2 separate regions of the Homo sapiens genome follow, and region 2 is linked to region 1. A link is an interaction called in ENCODE POLR2A ChIA-PET data of the cell type or tissue named here. Cell type or tissue: HepG2. All regions are shown on one strand. Each heading gives the region's core, and the rest is flanking DNA. Links, peaks and the distances in the headings are about the cores only. Region 1 overlaps ZC3H4 (zinc finger CCCH-type containing 4). Region 2 overlaps SAE1 (SUMO1 activating enzyme subunit 1).

Region 1 (11,450 bases), core at 2,431-7,430:
CAGGAGGCTGAGGAATGAGAATCACTTGAACCCAGGAGGCGAAGGTTGCAGTGAGCCGAAATCACGCCACTGCACTCCAGCCTGGGCGACAGAGTAAGATCCCCGTCTCAAAAGAAAAGACAATAAAACAAAACAAAAAACCTTTCTACAAAACTCATTTCTAACAAGATTAACAATTAATATCTCAAATACCCAGGCTGGGTTCAGATGGCTCCAATTTCTCCTATCGTCACATCCACCAGTAGGTGTCTTCGTATCTAGATGCCAGCAGTGGGTAGACTGTCTTATGTTGAAGTGAGGGTGTAGGGTACAGGGTACAGATGCTGATGCCTGGACTTCTCTTTGCCAGTTTTGTGTCTCACTTGGGTGGTTGCCGTGGCGTAGGCACGTTACCATGGAAATGGCATGATGTCACAGAGCAGGCTATGATGACACCTGAGAATGCTGAAGAAAAGGAGACAGAGCACATTTGTTCTTGGTTTCTGGTTGATGAACCTAGGTAGTAAGGACACTGAAAAGCATGTGCAAGACCCAGAGGTTTATTTCAAGAATTTCCTGGCTCTGAAAATCCCTCCGTGAGGTTTCCCCTATGGCTGCTTCATTACGTCCTAACTCAAGGGAAGGTCTCGGGCCTTTCTTTGGCATGAGCCCTGAGCTGAATTTCTGAAGCAAAGGCCCTGCGCCTTCAATCCTAATAAACGACTAGTCCGCAGAATCGGACTTGGGGATCCTGGACTTCTGCATTTAGGCTGGTTGTTAAATATTTGAAGAGGCGGCGCCTCCTTGTAATTTTTGTGATTTTGTCCCTAGTTAATGGGTCATTCAGAGCCTACCCAGGCAATTTGTTGAGAGTCTGGGCAGTTAATGATCATAACCCTGACCTTCACATTAACCTAGCCGCCTCTTATCAAGGGCTCTCATGATCTTAAGGTAACCGCTGCTGTTCCCATGAGTTTCCATCTTTTGTGTTGTACTTTGCCTTTTTTTTTTTTTTTTTTTTTTTAAACTCTTGTAAACCAGGTTGATCCATAAACCCTGGGCCCCTTTCAGCTTTCGTCCAACCCTCTTGTCTAGAGAGCTGCCATGTTGCCAAGCTTCATTTCTGTAAGAAGCCTTTGTTCCTTCCCGGGGCTCAGCTCTCCCTACGCCTTTTTGTCTTGATTAGCCACTTGGTGGCTTCTGGTACTGCCTAGATTAGAGCTGAGGAAGGGGAGATGTTGCTTTTGTCAGTTTTGTCAGCAGGATGGCTTGGGAGAACAGTGTATGTGTGGTTGTGACCAAGTAGAAAGAACTTGTTGACCAGCAGTCAGCAGTGTCCGTCAGGGAGAGCTGGCTGCAGCTTTCTTTTTTTCTTTTTTTTTTTTTGAGACGGAGTTTCACTCTTGTTGCCCAGGCTGGAGTGTAGTGGCGTGATCTTGGCTCACTGCAACCTCCGCCTCCCAGGTTCAAGTGATTCTCCTGCCTCAGCCTCCCGAGTAGCTGGGTTTACAGGCGTGTTCTTCCAAGCCCGACTAATTTTGTATTTTGAGTAGATATGGAGTTTCTCCATGTTGGTCAGGCTGGTCTTGAACTCCCGACCTCAGGTGATCCGCCCACCTCGGCCTCCCAAAGTGCTGGGATTACAGACGTGAGCCACCGCGCCCGGCCCTGGCTGTAGCTTTCTTATAGAGAACATGCTTCCCACTTAGCATTCCAGCCAGTTAGGGCTTTCCGTGGAGAGATGCCCTCATGCTAGCTGGTTTTTAAAACCAACAGCTGCTTCTTCCTTTGTGCCTGTTCCTCATGTCAAGGGCTTTATCCCTATTATTTCATTTAACCTTCACAGCCCTTGAGATAGGTGCTGCTGTTATCCCATTCAGTAGATCAGAAAAGCAAGGCTCAGGTTACAGACTAAGAGCATACTCCAGAGAAGAGGTGGAGCTGGTTGAGTTACTTGGTCTGCAGAAAGGAGCATGAGGCCCGAATCTGTAGGCTGCTGGATGAGGCAGTATGAAATATCTCCTTTGAAATATCATGTCTACTTTGGACATGAAATATCTTTTGTTTTGTTTTGTTTTTTGAAACCGAGTCTCTAGCTCTGTCACCCAGACTGAAGTGCAGTGGCGCGATCTTGGCTCACTGCAATCTCCGCCTCCCAGGTTCAAGCGATTCTCCTACCTCAGCCTCCTGAGTAGCTGGGGCTACAGGCACCCACCACTTCACTGGTCTAATTTTTGCATTCTTAGTAGAGACGGAGTTTCGCCATGTTGGCAAGGCTAGTCTCAAACTCCTGACCTCAGGTGATCTGCCTGCCTTGGCCTCCCAAAGTGCTGGGATTAGTTTTTTTTTTTTTTTTTTTGAGACACAGTTTCACTCTGTCTCGCAAGCTGGAGTGCAATGGCACAATCTTGGCTTACTGCAATCTCTGCCTCCCAGGTTCAAGTTCTTGTGCCTCAGCCTCCTGAGTAGCTGGAATTTCAGGCACCCACCATCGCGCCCAGCTAATTTTTGTATTACTGGTAGAGACAAGGTTTTGCCGTGTTGGCCAGGCTGGTCCCGAACTCCTGACCTCAAGTGATCTGCCTGCTTTGGCTTCCCGAAGGCATGAGCCACCACACCCGGTCTGAACATGAAATGTCTTTACCAAGCACTGTTTTTGCCAAGTCCGTGGTGTGTGCTGAACCCAGCATCCTTGTGGGCCCTGTGGAGTTGGCCTGTTCCTTAGAGTGGGCGTCCAGATCTGTTCTTTGACCAGGGGGAGGAGCAGCCAGTGCTGAAAATGGGAACCGAAATACCCGGGAGCTTTGTCCGGGAGGTACGGGGCAGGACTGGCTCAAGGCAAGGCGTTGGCCTCTTCCCATTTCCTCATGGGGGCCAGTTCCAAGTCGGTCTCCCAGGGTGGTTGCTTTCTTGTTCCCGAGGGCTCTGGGCAGCGGACCGAGTGCAGCCATGTCAGGCGTTGCCAATCCAGGCTCTGGGAATAGAGTGCTCCCTGCACAGGCCGCCACGGCAGGCTTTTCTCCTGCTTGCTTGTCTCAAGAGAGTTTGGCAGGTCTAGATTGAAATGATTAGCGCGGTGGGGCTTCCCCCACTTTTCTTGGGGGATTATGTCGAGGTCTATTAAGCATGTTCCCTTGGCATTTAATCCCACTCTGACACGGATTTTGCCGGCAGTCTGTTAAGTGGCATCGCTGAAACCTGGTTGCTGTTTTGTTGAGACCGCCTTTGTGCCGTCGCGCTGGTGGCCCACGGGATTCCCATTTGGCTCGACTTCCTTTCTTTTTGCTTTCTGTTGAACAGAGTCTGAAGAATATAGTCAAGACCTCGTGTTCACGCAGGACGTTTAGCTAGGAGAGCATCTTGGGTGTCGTGAGGGGGGACCCCTTGAGGTGACTGTGGACAGAAGTTAGCCCAGGGCTCGGAGGGGCTTGAGGGCCTGACATGGCCAGAGGGCCCTGAGAATGCAGTGATCTGTTTATTGTTGCTGTCTCAGTGCCCCTTTATCAACCGTCAGCAGTTTAACAACAACAAAAAAATCCTATGTATTTCTCTGCCTCTCTCAACTTTAGGGAAACAAAATTTCAAGTAGTCACTGCCTGTTTTGTGAAAAGTTGTATGGTTGATTCTCTTTGAGCCCAGATGTGCCTGGAGCTGTTAATATCGATAATGTGCAGAATCCCTCTTTGGCTCAGGTCTTTGTAGGGTGAATTTGAATGCTGCACTTCTCTACCTTGGTGATTCCTTTCTAGAATCATTCTGGATGATGGTTAAGGCTCTTGGAGTTCCTTGAATGGTCTTTTGTCCTCTGCCCGCAGGTGTTAGATGTAGAGTAGCCTGTACCTTCGTCCGAGCCAGCGAGTGGCATCAGGACAGGGAAGGAGGCCTCAGCTGACCCTGGGCAAGACTGTCGCCTGCTGTGCCGCGGTGTTGGACATAAGGGAGGGCGTGCTGAGGCTGCCACCCACTCCGGCTCAGCTGACCCAGCCCTGATGATCAGGCACCTGCCTTGTGGACCAAGTTTCTTGTCAGTGCAGAAAAGGAGGTAGTCAAGCAACCTGGCACAGATATGGCATTTAAAATATTAGTGGCCTGGGTGGTGATCATGTCCCTCTCAGCTTTATCCCTTCTAGACTTAAGTGTCGAGAGTAATGTTGTTCTTAGCTTTTCTTTATGGAACCCCAGCATGTATACCTCCAGTCTGTCCCGGGCCTTCTCCCGCTCAGTCTGTCCGTCTCTCCCTTTCTCTTGAGGTGTGGCCCTGGCCTGCCCCCAGTATTCCCATCAGGGTGCCACCTCCCAGTGTCTGCACAGCTCCTGGCGGCGGGCAGTTTGCCATGTCACTGAGTAACAGCTTCTCCCTTGGGACAAAACCAGTTTTCCCAGTCATGTGGCCCTTTTCGGTGTGGGTGAGGTGTCCAGTGAGGACTTTGCTCCACGCCTGGTTTCTGTGGGCCGCACCCCAGCGGGAAGGCACCTCCCTTGTCAGGACTGCAGCCTGCACCCCCGCCCCATTCCAAGTTTGCTAGTCGGGGAAGCAACACAAGGTGCACATGGGTCAGGTCACCTGTGTTGTTGACTTTGAAGCAGCAGAAAGAGTTTTGTGTCCTGCATTCTGTTTTGAGAGTTGCCCTTGACCTCTGCCCAGGGGTATCTGTGGGGCTGGGCCACTTGGGTTTGAAATAGAACCCATCCCCTTTGAACTGGGAGTGAGAGTTCATAGAAAAAGCTGCTCTTGAGGCGCTCCTTGATGTTTGGGTAGCAGCCCCAAGGCAGACAAAGGGAGGGACATAAGCGAAAGGACAGTGGAGGGTCCTGGGAGGAGGAGTCTGCCACATGCCCTGGAACCTTCAGGCAAGCACGCCTAATACATTGGCTCCCGCTTGGGCAGCTGCGGGCCTTTCCGCAGAGATAGCTCCATTTGTGGCTAACCTTTTGGGGCCTGGGCTCGTGATGTTTCCTCCTTACATCACTTCTCTTTGTGTCCTAGTTAATTGAGACGGAAGGAGTTGGATGCTCTCACGCAAGCCTTTTTGTGGTCATTCATGGGGAACTTTGGGAGCTTTTTAAAATTATTCAAAAAGATTGTTTTTTTCCTTTACCAACTCCTGTACTTGTGAACACTGTGTCTGTGGGTTTGGCTCAAAAACTGGATTCTTTTTCCAGCCTCCCCCTCCTGAACCCAATTTCTTCCTCACTCCTACCCCACCCCATAGATATTTACATATGCAGAATGTCCACTGGGCAGTGTCTGTCATGTTTGGAGAGCACTTTTAAAGTCCTGGAGATTGGGGTGACACGGGGGAATTGGAAGAGTGTAGGATGGGGAGCCAGAAGGGGTTCCACTATCTGGAGGTGAGTCAGAGGAGGGAGAGAAAGCAGGGCCGGTATCATGTGAGGCCCTCAGGAGGGGCCTGGGATCCGTCCCCCCTCCTCCAGCTGCTCAGTGTTTGCTTGCCTCCGGCCTAGAGGTGTGGGACTGACGAGGGTGGGTCAGACCTTGTGACCTGGGACTCTGAGCCTGTTTCCAGCGGTTCTCATGGGGCTTTTGTAATAAAGTACTTGGAGGGTTCTCAGGCCACAGCCCAGGCCTGCCTGTGGGTGGGTCCCAGGTAGCTTGGGGCCACCCCTGGTTCAGAACCAAGGCCCTCTCCACGGTGCACAGCCACCGCCCTCAGCCTCAGGTGGCACTGACGCCCAGCTCACTGGGGCCCGGGGCCCAGCAGGCAATCCTGGGCCTGGGAGGGAGGGGATGTGGGTCTGTGCTCCCTGGGAGAGAGACTTCTGTGGTCAAGCAAGGTTTAGAAGTGCCCCAAGTGCTTCACAGCAGAGCTGTGTGGGTTTCTGGACTATGGGGCTTCCTGGAAGTTGTGCAGCGTTAAGCATTATGAATCCCCAAGATGGGGCTCTTCCTGCTTATGTGACCACAGCACCTTGTCGGTTTCTTCTTCTAAGAACACTAGTTCTGTTGGGAAATCTGGCGTAGATGTGTCCCGGTGTTAGTGGTAATGCCCTTAAACTCCTACCCCTCCCCCAGCCAGGTTAGACTGGAGCAAGCACAGTTCTTTCAGGGGGAGGATAAGGGATGGAACAAGAGGCCATGGCCCCCATGTCCTCCCAGGGTCTCACTTCGCTCACAGCAGTCAGGCCTTCGGTTCCTGTCAGCCTTGGCCAGCCCAGAGCCCTAGGAGGTCTCCTCTCAAACCCTGTGTTCATGGTGGGATTGGGGTTTGTTTGTAGGGAAGATGGAGAGTTGGAAGAAGGTGAATTGGAAGATGATGGGGCAGAGGAGACCCAGGATACCTCCGGAGGGCCTGAGAGAAGCCGGAAAGAAAAGGGGGAGAAGCATCACAGTGATTCGGATGAGGAGAAGTCCCACAGGAGACTGAAGCGGAAACGGAAGAAAGAGCGGGAGAAAGAGAAAAGGAGGTCGAAGAAGAGGAGGAAATCCAAGCACAAAGTAGGTCGGAGATCCCCTGGGACTGCCACTGCCTGGCATTGGGCCTGGCTGAGAGCCCCAGGGGCTGAGCTTTTGCTGTCCACCCCAGAGGGCACTCTTAATGCCTTTGCTTATCTCAAATTGGATAAAGACCTTTTTTAAAAGAGTTGGTAGCTTATGCTTCATTGCCACTAAGTGCCCCAGGTGAGGTGTTTCAGGTGAAGCGCAGAGCCCTGCGGCACATGCCAGCATAGTTTGTCCTGAGGCTGACTGTGCCCGAGTGGCCTGCCTGTGGCAGGTTGCTGAGTCTCCTTCCCCTGTCATTACAGCGCCATGCTTCTTCTAGCGATGACTTCTCTGACTTCTCAGATGACTCGGATTTCAGCCCCAGTGAGAAAGGTCACCGCAAGTACAGAGAGTACAGCCCCCCATATGCGCCGGTGAGTGACTGGCATGCACTGCTGAGCTCTGGGGCCGGGAGGAGTTCAACTGCTTGTGTTTCTTGAGCACTTGCTGTGTTCTGGGCATTTTTTGTGAGTTTCAGTCCTGGGCCATCAGGTATTAATTTAATCCCCATTTTATGAGTGAGGAAACTGAAACTTAGACAATTTCAACAAGGCAGCCCAGACAACCAAGTGAGACCCCACAAAAAATAAAAAAATTAACCAGGCATGCCTGTAGTTCCAGCTACTCAGGAGGCAGAGGTGAGAAGATCCCTTGAGCCCAGAAGTTTAAGGTTGCAGTGAGCTATGATCAGCCACTGTACTCTAGCCTGGGTGACAGACAGAGCAAGATCCTGTCTCAAAAGGAAAAGAAAATTTCAACAGGGTTGCCCAGCTCTCTGAAGTAAAGGAGCTGGGATTTGAACCCAGGCCCTAGCTGACCTCCATGAGGCATGTTCTCGAGCCTCCTCCATGCGGCCTTAGCAAGGCCCTGTATGTCTCAGAGAAAGATGCTGACTGGTCCACGTCACGGCTGACTGGCTTCCACTGTTCACAAATGACCTTTTTGGGAAATTGGCAAGAGAATGAAATGTTCTCAAGTAGCCAGTAGGCAGAGGTTAGATACTCAGCCACTGTCGCTCTCATTTCAAGCAGCAATTTAAATTATTTGTTCAGTTTGTATACCATTTCTTCCCCCAGAAAATCCCATAAGAGAAAAGCAAATCATTTTTTTTTTTTTTTTTTTTTTTTTGAGGCAGAGTCTCACTCTGTCGCCCAGGCTGGAGTACAGTGGTGCAATCTCAGCTCACTGCAAGCTCTGTCTCCTGGGGTCGCACCATTCTTCTGCTTCAGCATCCTGAGTAGCTGGGACTACAGGCACCCGCCACCACTCCCGGCCAAGTTTTTGTGTTTTTAGTAGAGACAGGATTTCACCGTCTTAGCCAGGATGGTCTCCATCTCCTGACCTCGTGATCCGCCTGCCTCGGCCTCTCAAAGTGCTGGGATTACAGGTGTGAGCCACCGCGCCCGGCCGCAAATCATCTTATGATTACTTTACCCAGTATTCGTTGGCACGTGGGTGTCCGGGTTTGGATGAGAAATGTTTTGTCTTGTTTGTTTATTTATTTATTTATTTATTTATTTATTTATTGAGACGGAGTCTTGCTCTGTCGCCTAGGCTGGAGTGCAGTGGGGCAATCTCGGTTCACTGCAACTTCCACCTCTCTGGTTCAAGCGATTCTCCTGTCTCAGCCTCCCGAGTAGCTGGGATTACAGGCATGTGCCACCTTGCCCGGCTGATTTTTGTATTTTTAGTAGAGACAGGGTTTCACGATGTTGGCCAGGCTGGCCTCGAACTCCTGACCTCAGGTGACCCGCCCGCCTTGGCCTCCCACAGTGCTAGGGTTACAGGCGAGAGCCACCGTGCCCGGCTGGTTGAGAAATGTTTTAAAGTTAGTAGGTCTTTAAAGCTGTCCCAGGTATCCCATGACCCAGCATCATCCATCACAACAAATGATTCATTGTCCAATACCATAGTTGAGATTGATCTACTGGTGTAGGTTTGGCCTTCAAACCTGAGGGAGGCAGGAAATGGAGGGAACATTGCGTGCTTTTTATGAACTAGAGCTGGAGGCATTTTAAAGATCTGCTAAAGTACTTGTATGTGTGTCTGTGTGTCTAGCTGTATTTTGCATTGTCCTGTTTTTCTATAATTCGGATTTTTTAAAATTAGTGGGCTTTATTGTTTGTTTGTTTGTTTATTGAGATGGGATCTCACTCTGTTGCCCAGGCTGGAGTGCAGTGGTGTGATCTCACCTCACTGCAGCCTCGAGCTCCCTGGGCTCAGGTGATCTTCCTGCCTCAGCCTCCTAAGTAGCTGGAACCATGGGCCATAACGCCAAGGCTAATTTTTGTACTTTTGGTAGAGATGGGGTTTCAAAATGTTGCCCAGGCTGGTCTCAAATTCCTGGGGTCAAATGATCTGCCCACCTCGGCCTCCCAAAGTGCGGGGATTGCAGACATGAGCCACCATGCGCAGCCGACTTTTTTATGCGTTCATTCATTCATTTATTTAGAGATGGAGTCTCGCTCTGTCGCCCAAGCTGGAGTGCAGTGGCACAATCTCGGCTCACTGCAACCTCCGCCTCCCTGGTTCAAGCGATTCTCCTGCCTCAGCCTCTCAAGTAGCTGGGATTACAGGCGCCCACCACCACACCTGGCAAATTTTTTTTTTTTGTATTTTTAGTAGAGACGGGGTTTCACTATGTTGGCCAGGCTGGTCTCGAACTCCTGACTTTGTGATCTGCCTGCCTTTGCCTCCGAAAGTGCTGGGATTACAGGCGTGAGCTACCACGCTTGGCCCAACTTTTTTTTTTTAATTTTAATTATTTTTTGAGACAGAGTCTCGCTCTGTCGCCCAGGCTGGAGTGCAGTGGCGCAATCTTGCCTCACCGCATCCTCTGCCTCCCGGGTTCAAGTGATTCTCACACCTCAGTCTCCCGAGTAGCTGGGATTAGAGGCGCCCATCACCATGCCCGGCTAATTCATTTTGTATTTTTAGTAGAGACTGGGTTTCACCATGTTGGCCAGGCTGGTCTGGAACTCCTGACCTCAAGAGATCTGCCTGCCTGGGCCTCCCACAGTGCTGGGATTACAGGTGTGAGCTACTGTGCCCGGACTTTATTTTAATTTTTTTGAGTTGTTGTTTCGCTGTGTCACCCTGGTTGGAGTGCAGTGGTGCAGTCTCTGCTCACTACAACCTCTGCCTCGCGGGTTCAAGCAATTCTCCTGCCTCAGCCTCTCAAGTAGCTGGGATTACAGGTGCCTGCCCCACACTCGGCTATTTTGTTGTTGTTGTTGTTGTTGCATTTTTGCATTTTTAGTAGAGATCGCATTTCGCGTCTGCATCTCCTGACCTTGTGATCTGCCCGCCTCGGCCTCCCAAAGTGCTGGGATTACAGGCATGAGCCACCGCGCCCAGCCCCCTGACTTTCTTTTTTAGAGCTGTTTTAAGTTTATTCAAAATTGAGCAGGTAGTAGTAGAGTTCCCTTCTCCCCTCTGCCTGCCCCCTTCCCTGCCTCCAGTTTCCCATTACCAATGTCTTGCATTGTTGTGGTAACTTTGTTAGAATTGATGAGCCGGTATTGATACATTGTTATTACTTAGGGTTGTATAGTTCTCTGGGTTTTGCCCAATACACACTTTATTGTTACATATTCGTCGTTACTCCATTGTCTGGATATACCAGTTTGTTATCCATTTACCTGTTGAAGGATGTCTTGGTTGCTTCCGTTTTTATGAGTATCTTTAACTTCTTCTAGTACCACTTGGCATTACCACACTTTGGAAAGCATCATTTGAGATGGCTGTCCAGCCTGGCTGCCAAGCAGGCCATTTATTGAATTCCAGGGCCCTAGGAAAATTGTGACCAAGCAGCCCCCGCCTGCTTCCCAGGCCCCTCCACGTGCGCTTGCTCTGCATCCTTGGGAAATGCTCCCTTCTTCTCCCCTTTGTTCATCAGGGATCGGGGGTCTGTGGTTCTGTTTTCTTTCTAGTTCTGGCCCTTTATGAAGAACAGAAACACTTGGGCCCGCTGCTACTCCCACTCCCTGGTACGAGAACCAGTCCCCAGAGGGGCTGGAGACCAGCAGTGCAACCCTGGGACAGTAGTGACACCCAGACAGACATGTTCGTTTAGGGAACCCTGGGTATCTTGGTAGTCTGCACCCACGGCTGTGGGATCCGGCTCACCTCTTTTCCCCATCTCTGGGACGCAGTCCCACCAGCAGTACCCCCCATCGCATGCCACGCCCCTGCCCAAGAAGGCATACTCCAAGATGGACAGCAAGAGTTATGGCATGTACGAGGACTACGAGAATGAGCAGTATGGGGAATATGAGGGCGACGAGGAGGAGGACATGGGCAAGGAGGACTATGACGACTTCACCAAAGAGCTGAACCAGTACCGGCGTGCCAAGGAGGGCAGCAGCCGCGGCCGAGGTGAGCCCTGCCCTTACAGTTTCTCCTCTGGGGCATCGGAGCCACCCGGGCCAACCCCGGTGGCCTGGTCTCACAGAACCTCAAGTTTGGTCACTTAGGGTTGGGATAAGTGTACAAAGAAGGGCCAGGCTCTGCATGTGCATGGCACAGGAGACCGGAGAGATCACCCGCTGGGCTGTGGTTGGGGTGGTACCAGGCTGGTGTGAGGCAGGGAGAAGGCCAGCGTGCCCGAAAGGTCACTTCCTGGTCAGCTGTGGGGGGAGAAGGGAACAGCTTCTCTTTCACCTGGGCCATGGTCACTGACAGCTGGCTGCCACACCCCACAGCAGTGCTCCCCCATTCTCCCAGCCCCATCACCTGACAAAGTGTGACTGCAGTCCTTGCCACTGCCACACCTCTGAACCTTGAACCTGTGTCCTTTGGGAGGAAGGTGGAGGAGGCTTGAGCACCAGAGACACGGTAGCCCTGACTGGCCTCTTAGAACACATCTCTGCCGGCGCAGTGGCCCATGCCTGTAATCCCAGCACTTTGGGAGGCCGAGGCTGTCGGATCACCTAAGGTCAGGAGTTCGAGACCAGCCTGACCAACAACA
Region 2 (8,696 bases), core at 3,271-8,270, 110 kb before region 1:
GGAGTGTCACACTGTTACCCGGGCTGGAGTGCAGTGGTGCGACCTCAGCTCATTGCGACCTCCGCCTCCCAGGTTCAAGTGATTCTCCTGTCTCAGCCTCCCCCAGTAGCTGAGATTACAGGCACCCGCCACCATGCCCGGCTAATTTTTGTAATTTTAGTAGACAGGGTTTCACCACGTTGGCCTGGCTGCTCTCAAACTCCTGACCTCGTGATTCGTCCGCCTCAGCCTCCCAAAATGTTGGGATTACAGGCGTGAGCCACCACGCCTGGCCTTTTTTTCTTCATTTTTATGATTAATACAAACATCATGTGGCAGTTTATGAAATTTGTAGAAACTAGACATTTCTTGCCTGGGGCTGGCAGCTTTCCCCTCGATTCCTGAGGGGTCCTCTGGGTGACTTAATCTCTGCCGTTAGAGGTACAGGGTGGAAAAGTTTGAAGCTTCCGGGACGATTCTACAATTTTGTTTTTATCAATCCAGACCCACCTGCTCCCCCTTGTGACCAAGGCTGCACATTACAGTCAAGAGTATAATTAGCTCAGAATTTAAAGACCACGTGAAATTCATGCAGCAATGTAACTGCTGACCCTGACGCCACTGACTTGCACTAAAGGTGGCGAGACACGGATCCTTTCCGAAATGCAGCCCCTGTCTCACCTCCGGCGGGAGCAGGTGATGCAGGGTTGAGGAACAGAGGCCCTTCTGTAGTGAAGACCACTTTTCTCCCCGACTAACTGCTGCAGGATCAGAATAGGAAAGAGACTGATTTATTGAAACATCACACAATTTACATAAAGAAGAAACACAAGCAAGAGTGGGGTGAACTGGAACGCACTTTGGCTGCATCAAGGCAAACCTGGTCTTCCAATAAAAGCTCTGACCCGTAGCGGCTGTGGCACTTGGGGCATATGAAGCATCACTTTTGACTTCCCTTTATTATTATAATTCTTGCCACTGAAAATAGCCACTATTTAGCTGAATTATCCATTAGACAACTGGAGCCAGAAGCTTCTACACATTCTAGAATGTGAACAATTTAACTCTTGCTGCATCACCCAGAAAAAATGGTGGCAGGAATGGTGAGGGAGAGGAGGAATCTCTTGAGTTAGAGCCTCAGGTCTGAAAAGGCAACTGGTAGGATCATCCCATTCCCTCTCAGAAGCTTCTGAAGTGGAAGAAAAACAAGCAAATCCTAAAGCAAGTAACTTTATTATCATTCCTTTAAAAAGAACCAAGGAAAATTCACAACATATGTGAAACACAAACAGCTGTGGTTTAGGAGGTAAACAAAGGACCAACATAGCCCTGAAATGCAACAGCCTCTGAGTGACTTGAGCCGCATGTGACTGGGGTTCTGTTAAAAGGGCAGGCTCCTCCCTCCTAGCCCTGAAGCCCCAGGAACCTGCCTTGAAAGACAAGCTCTCTAATACTCAACTTGCAGGGTCTCGCCCTAACATCCAAGACTTGGTAGCATCTCCTTTCTCCCAAAACCCAGCTGGAACTCAACTAATCCTAAACGAAAACTCAAGAACAGCACACCAGATGCCACCTGTTGTTTGTCAGGGTCTCAAACTCCAGAGGAAATGCATTTGCCTGTCATGGTTTTCCTCTCTAAGGGCACCTGTCTGAACTTGGAGCTGTGCTTCCACTGGTGCCTCATGGGGCCTGGGCCTACTCTCCACCTGAATTCACACTTTTCTCTATAAGGTATCAGGTGGGGAATAAGTCCAAGAAGGTGACAAGAGGCTCCCGAGCAACAGAGCTTGCTCATTCCTGGCAGGCATCTCCCACAATGCCCCAGAGGGCTGGCGAGGCCGGGACAGCATAAGGACAGAGAAAGGGCAGAGGGGTGCTTGGAAGTGCTCATCACTCAGGGGAGCTGGCAGGCCCGGGATGACAGGCAGCCTGAACAGTGCTGGAACAAAGACAGCCACCCTGCGCCCCTTGTCGAGCAGCTGCTGGTGATGGGAAGCAGCACGTCGGCACCACCTCCTTCGTTGCAGGAAATGTTTTGTATCGGGCCAATGACTTCAGTTTTCCTTGCCTGGAGATGCCTTCATGAAGGAAGGGGACAGGGAATACAGGTGGGCATGCTGCAGTTGGCATCTCTGGGGCTGCCAAATCTTGAGTTCACTTGGGGCCAAGGCACTCCACAATCCCATTCCCCTTCATGCCATCGAAGAAGAAGAAGTTGTTGTGAGGAGGGTCCCGCTGAGACAGGGCCTGGGGAGAAAAATGAAAAGAGGGTTTAGCTCAAGTGCTTTAAGAGGAATAGAGGGAAAAAAAAATTCTAAAAGCAGTCTAGGGCAGTGGTTCTTAACTGGGGTCGATTTTGCTCCCAAAGGGCTATTTGGCAATGTCTGGAGACAATTTTGATTGTCCTATCTCCTTGCTCTGTCCCTTACAAGCTGTGTGTCCATGGGGAGATTATTTAACCTCTCCAAACATTACCTTATTTTCCTAACATGAGATTAAGAAATGTATTTGCCTGGGTTAAACTATGTATCTCAAAAATGTAAAACAGGCCAGGGCCAGGCACATTCACACCTGTAATCCCAGCACTTTGGGAGGCTGAGGTGGGAGAATCACTTGAGCCCAGGAATTCAAGACCAGTCTGTGCAACATGGTGAGATCCCGTCTATATGAAAACTAAAATAGGTGGGGCGCAGTGGCTCACGCCTGTAATCCCAGCACTCTGGGAGGCTGAAGTGGGCGGATCACCTGAGGTTGGGAGTTGGAGACCAGCCTGGCCAACACGGTGAAACCTGTCTCTACTAAAAATACAGAAATTAGCCGAGTATGGTGGCATGCTACTCGGGAGGCTGAGGCAGGAGAATTGCTTGAACCCAGGAGGCAGAGGTTGCAGTAAACTGAGATTGCGCCACCGCACTCCAGCCTGGGCGACACAGTGAGACTCTGTCTCAAAAAAAAAGAGAAAAAGAAAAATGACATAAATTAGCCAGGTATGGTGATGCATGCCCAAGGTGCCAGCTACTCGGGAGGCTGAGGTGGGAGGATCGCTTGAGCCTGGGACATTGAGGCTGCAGTGAGCTGTAATAGTGCCACTATACTCCAGCCTGGGGAACAGAGTGAGACCCTGTCTCAAAACAAAAAACAAACAAACAAAAAAACACCTTAAAACTAAAACAATGACTAACACTGTGTTGCACCACCATTGGGCAAACAGCAGAAATAATTATTCATGACTATTCAACTGAGAAAGGTGGCAGTTCTTAGGCTGTGGCCTTTATCACCTAAGGGGACACATTTAATCAAGGAACACACTGATGCAGAAGCGGGGGCTATTCCATGAGGACATAGAGTCGCTAGGCTTCCACAGGGGGTCAGGGCTGGGATCCAGAGGGCCTGGACAATGCTATTTAGCAATGGCAATGGTGATTATCTTGTGGGGTTACCAGACAGAGCACTTTAAAATACAAGAACAGGGCTGGGCTTAATGTCTCACATCTGTAATCCCAGCACTTAGGGAGGCCGAGGCGGGAGAATCACTTGAGCCCAGGAGTTCGAGACCAGCCTGGGCAACATGGCAAAACCCCATATCTACAAAAAATAAAAAAAATTAGTTGGATGTGGTGGCGTGTGCTTATAGTCTCAGTGCCTCAGGAAGCTGAGGTGGGAGGATCACTTAAGTCCAGGGAAATCAAGTCTGCAGTGAGCTGTGATGGCACCACTGTACTCCAGCCTGGGCAACAGAGAGCGAGAGAGAGGGGTGGGAAGGAGAGTGAGCACGTGGCCCTGTCTTTTGAGGCAGGGTCAGCCCCCGAAACAACATACTGAGTCTTGTATGCACATACATCTTTCTGAGAAAGGGTTCACAATTGTCACAAATTTTCAAACAGGTCCTTAACCCAGAAAGGATTGAAATTTCACCACAAGCTACCATTTAAAGAGGAAGACATCACCTAGGCAAGCTGCCAGGGCAGGGTTTAACGGTTCCCAGGAGCACCGTCCCATCATTCATGAGGAAGGTGGGGCTACACATCCTGAACTGCTCCTCTTCAAACTCAGCACCAAACCCTTTTCCTCATCCATAAAACAGGGACAATCACATCTACCATATACAAATAGTGTTAGTCAGCCATTTTTCCAGGGAAATTTTATTTATTTGTAAATGTTTTTAATTTTTTGAGATAGGATCTTGTTCTGCTACCCAGGTGGGAGGCACATTCTCGGCTTACTGCAACCTCCGTCTCCCCAGCTCCAGATATCCTCCCATACCCTCTTGAGTAGCTGGGACTTTTGTAGAGATGAGGTCTCCTCATGTTGCCCAAGCTAGTCTTGAACTTCTAGGTTCAAGCAATCCTCCCAAAGTGCTGGAATTACAGGCATGAGCTACTGCACCCAGTCAAGGGAACATTTATTAAGCATCTACTCTATGCCAGGTATTCAGCTAGACATTAAGGATTCTGAGGTCTCTGTCCACATGGAGCTTGGATCAGAAAGAAGTTTGCTTCTCTGGGCAAATAGGCAAATAAAAAGCACCTGCCTGCTAGAGTTTTGGTGAGAATGAAATGTGACTAGGCTTGTAAAGTGCCGAGCACGTAGTAAATTCTTAGTAAGTAGGAGCTGCTATTAATAATAATAGGGCCAGGAGTCCTTTACCAATACTGGGGATGCCACCAACCTAGCCAGGTGGAAGGGTCCAACAGTACACAGGTGGAACTCTTAGACCCTCAAACCCAAGATACAGGAGATGGTATGTGTTTTACCATGAACCTGGGATGGCTGCTGCTTTCACTATCACCTCTCTTACCATAGACAGGGAGACCTGCCGTGGACGGTGGGGATGGAGAGAAAGGAAAACTGCTTTAAACCCAAGGAAGTAGACATGGATATAAAATAGGGTATCTAGAAGGACGTAAGAAAGGAAAGACGCAAAAGATGATTCCAAAGGAGCAGACTTGCGCTTGACCCATCTCCTAGTGTAAGCTTTCCATAGGCGCTCAGACAGTGCCTCAGGAGAGAAAGGTGAGTCTGAGGCCCTTGGACTGCAGGCCCCGCCTGCCAGCTGGCTGAAGGCTGACCAGTAATAAGTATGAAGGAGTACTGGGGATGAGAGCAGGGCATGGGGTGACATGGGGCAAAAGGTAAAGTGCTTCCCAAGCAAGATGGGGTAGGAGGAGATTCCAAACACACCCAGCAACGAAGAATGCAGAGTACTCTGGCTATCTGGGATAAACAGAAACAAGATGCTGGGCACCAGCTGTCTCCAGCAGGCAGGAAGGAGGGGGCTGTGTGAGGATGGGGATGTGAGAAACTACCACCAACAATGGGGTCAAGGCTACCTGCCCCAACCTCCAGTCTCCATCCCACATGAAAAATTTAGGGGGAGCCCCTCAATGGGATGTGCAGAAGTAAGGCTGACAATGCAAGGGCAGCGGCCCTGGGGTCCATGCAGTCTCTACATGATGGTGCCATTGAAGGCAACACCTGATGCATGACTGCCCCGTGGTGAAGAGGACAGGCTCAGAAACCAGACTGCCTGGGCCCACATCCTGGCACCACACTCACTAGCCTGGGCAAGCATCTTCTTTCCTGCACCTTAGTCTCTCTTTTATAAACCAGGGATCACAGGAGTTCCTACCTCATAGGGCCGGTGGGAGATGAAATGAGTATCCACGTAAAAAACACTGTCTTTGTGTGGCAGACAGTGGGCTTTCAGTAAGTCTTGTCTATTATTGGTGGTGTCGTCATTTTAGGCTACAAAAATATGTACATTCCCATTCCCCACTTAGAACATTCCCATTGCTGCACTCTTTCCTGCAGTTTGTCTACAGGGAGCCTCAGAATCCTGCTCGAACAGTCCTCTGGGTGGCCATTACCCTCTTCTCAGATTGGGCATATAAACTGTAATTTTCACATCACTCTGGGCTATGTATAAAATGTGAGCAAGGAAAGAGGTATGGCCATTGCACACTTTTCTTCCCCCTCCAAATATCTCCTCGGTGCCCATTACATAGAAGAAAGTTAGATTTGATCAAAGGAAGAATTTAGACCAGAGAGAAGGATCAGAAAAAATAGACAAAAAAAAAAAAAAAAAGTAGCCTTAGGAAAACGGTGTGACTAACAAATTGAGCCAAACGCCTCCAGAATGTACAGACCCCAAGACAAAGTGTTAAGGGCTGGCCTCCAAACTGTCCTCCCAAGCTCAAACTTGACATGTACATGGACATGGCCAATCATTTAACCAGGCACGACTCTGCTCCATAAGAAAGAAGGAAAAAGCCTCACCGGAGTCCACGAAGGCAGCCAAGAACCTGCAAAAGGCAAATTTAACATCTTCGGGCAAATAGCAAAGTCTGCAAAGAATGTACAATATATTTGGGGGTATGGTATAGTTTTAGCAACCCAAATGTTCCAGAAGACCCTCAAAAGGCTGTGCTAGTTACTGGTTATGTGACCCTGTATAAGATGCTTCCCTTCTGAGAGACACACTAACACCTACCTAACAGGGTCACGGGTCATCCTGTACAGAGCCTTGAGGGGCTCCTGGTGTGTTCATGGGGACACAGAAACTGATTTCTCTACAAATACCTACAGTGTGTGGTTAAAAAGACGGGGGCTTGGCCGGGTGCGGTGGCTCACACCTATAATCCCAGCACTTTGGGAGGCTGAGGTGGGAGGATCACAAGGTCAGGAGTTCGAGACCAGCCTGGCCAATATGGTGAACTACTAAAAATACAAAAATTAGCCTGGTGTGGTGGTGGGAACCTGTACTCTCAGCTGCTCGGGAGGCTGAGGCAGGAGAATCGCTTGAACCCAGGAGGCGGAGGTTGCAGTGAGTCAAGATCATGCCACTGCACTCCAGTCTGAGAGACAAAGTGAGATTCTGTCTCAAAAAAAAAAAAAAAGGGGGGGGGTGCGGCTGGGTACAGTGGCTCATGCCTGTAATCCCAGCACTTTGAGAGGCTGAGGTGGGCAGATCACGATGTCAGGAGATCCAGACCATCCTGGCTAACACAGTGAAACCCTGTCTCTACTAAAAATACAAAAAAATTAGCTGGGCGTGGTGGCAGGCGCCTGTAGTCCCAGCTACTTGGAAGGCTAAGGTAGGAGAATGGCGTGAACCCGGGAGGTGGAGCTTGCAGTGATCTGAGATCGTGCTACTGCACTCCAGCCTGGGGGACAGAGCGAGACTCCATCTCAAAAAAAAAAAAAAAAAAAAAAAAAAAAGGGAGGGCTTTGATGTCATGGTGATGAATAGAGATAAACTGTACAGAGGTTAAGAGCACAGGTTCTGGAGTCCCTTTCATGGGCCCAAGTGTCTTCCTCTTAAGTGGGGATCATGATAGTACTCACTTATAGAGCTATGAGAAGCAGAATCCCTGACCAATACAACAGGCACTGGATAACTAATACAGTTAGGGGAGAGCAGATCACACCTTCGAGGCACTATGGCCAACTGTGAGCTAAGCACAGAGCAGGCACTCCAAGGTCATTTGCTGAATGGCACCTGGATGGGCCAGAGAAAATGGGATGAGGTGGAAATGGGGAGGGCATGAAACAAAGATGAATGGGGTGAGAGAAAGCAGGCAGCTGTCTAAGACAGTTTCCATTCTCTCTGTCAGCACATATACAAAGTCATGGTTAACAATTTTCTGCTCCACAGTGATGTTTTACCTTCACAATTTCCTGTGCCAAAATCCCTCCAACCACCGCACACACTGGGGCCATCTCGGAGAAGCAGTACCTAAAAGAGAGGAAGACAAGGAAAATGGAGCACTGGGAACAGAACTGTGACCATGACATCTGGAGAAATTCAGTAGTAGGCTCTCCTGAATAAAAACAACTTCTAGCAGGAGGGCCCGATTCAGATAGCAGTGTTAATGCTGGCATCTAGGCGTGAAAATGAAATCTGAGCAAGGGATTCATAAGTGGTTGGAAAAGACCTTTGAACTTTGGCAAGCAGAAATTCTTTCACAATACTTTTATTTTTACCTTTATAAGTTAAAGGAAAGACTATATCTGTGCTTCCTATATCTGTCCTAGAGATATCAGATGTTTCAGTGCCCTGGTCACATTCTCGCAATTCTCTTCTTACCCATAATGGCCAGTGGGTTCTATATGCTATTCCCAGACAAATGTCAGGGAGCAGGCCTGTGTTAACATGTAGGAAGCAAGGGAAATTTGAGGCGTGAAATTAAAGTATGAGGGCAGAAAAAGTCTTCACAACCCACATAGAAACCAGCCCTTCTGGGCCAGGATGGGGCATCTAGAGGACAAATTTTAGATGACACAGTCACCTGCCCCTCCAAGTTACCCATCCTAGTAAGCAAATCACTTAATTCCACCACTTCCCCAAAGGAAGTGTGCTCTGCCAGCTCCTACTCCTGAACACAATGCTGTGTGCTCACCAAGCAAACTGGAACACAGACAAGTGAAAGGGAAAGCCTCCCTACAGAACTACCTCCAATCTCCCCAGTGTGGTGCACATCCTTCTAGACTTTTTTTGAGACGGAGTCTCGCTCTGTCACCCAGGCTGGAGTGCAGTGGCGCGATCTTGGCTTACTGCAAGCTCCGCCTCCCGGATTCATGTCATTTTCCTGCCTCAGCCTCCTGAGTAGCTGAGACTACAGGCACCCGCCACCACGCCCGGCTACTCTGAATTTTTAGTAGAGACGGGGTTTCACCATGTTGGCCAGGATGGTCTCAATCTCTTGACCTCGTGATCC

The links. ChIA-PET counts read pairs that join two places held together with the same protein. Peaks named below come from ENCODE experiments on the same cell type or tissue, not always from the same donor. Only the 100,000 strongest peaks of a DNase experiment are listed, where the experiment ranks them.
Region 2: POLR2A ChIA-PET joins it to region 1 with 5 read pairs; 3 of 35 experiments call an interaction of 5 or more read pairs at or near these places.

Annotation. Positions count from the first base shown.
Region 1 is chr19:47,089,375-47,100,824 of GRCh38, reverse strand. ZC3H4 (zinc finger CCCH-type containing 4) reads left to right here. Exons shown (of 15, transcript NM_015168.2): 3 at 6,217-6,436; 4 at 6,745-6,855; 5 at 10,636-10,858. Among named protein-coding and RNA genes, the nearest start is that of ZC3H4, 19 kb to the left of the region's middle. RefSeq lists enhancers at 5,512-5,561, 5,832-6,021, 6,444-6,553, 6,984-7,243. In HepG2, for the core only: no CTCF peak of the experiment used is centred there; DNase peaks (open chromatin) are centred at 4,544 and 5,454; H3K4me3 peaks cover 714 bases.
Region 2 is chr19:47,202,689-47,211,384 of GRCh38, reverse strand. SAE1 (SUMO1 activating enzyme subunit 1) reads right to left here. Exons shown (of 9, transcript NM_005500.3): 8 at 7,645-7,714; 9 at 749-2,226. The coding sequence ends at 2,134. Among named protein-coding and RNA genes, the nearest start is that of MIR3190, 20 kb to the left of the region's middle. RefSeq lists enhancers at 359-653, 1,645-2,394. In HepG2, for the core only: no CTCF peak of the experiment used is centred there; no DNase peak of the experiment used is centred there.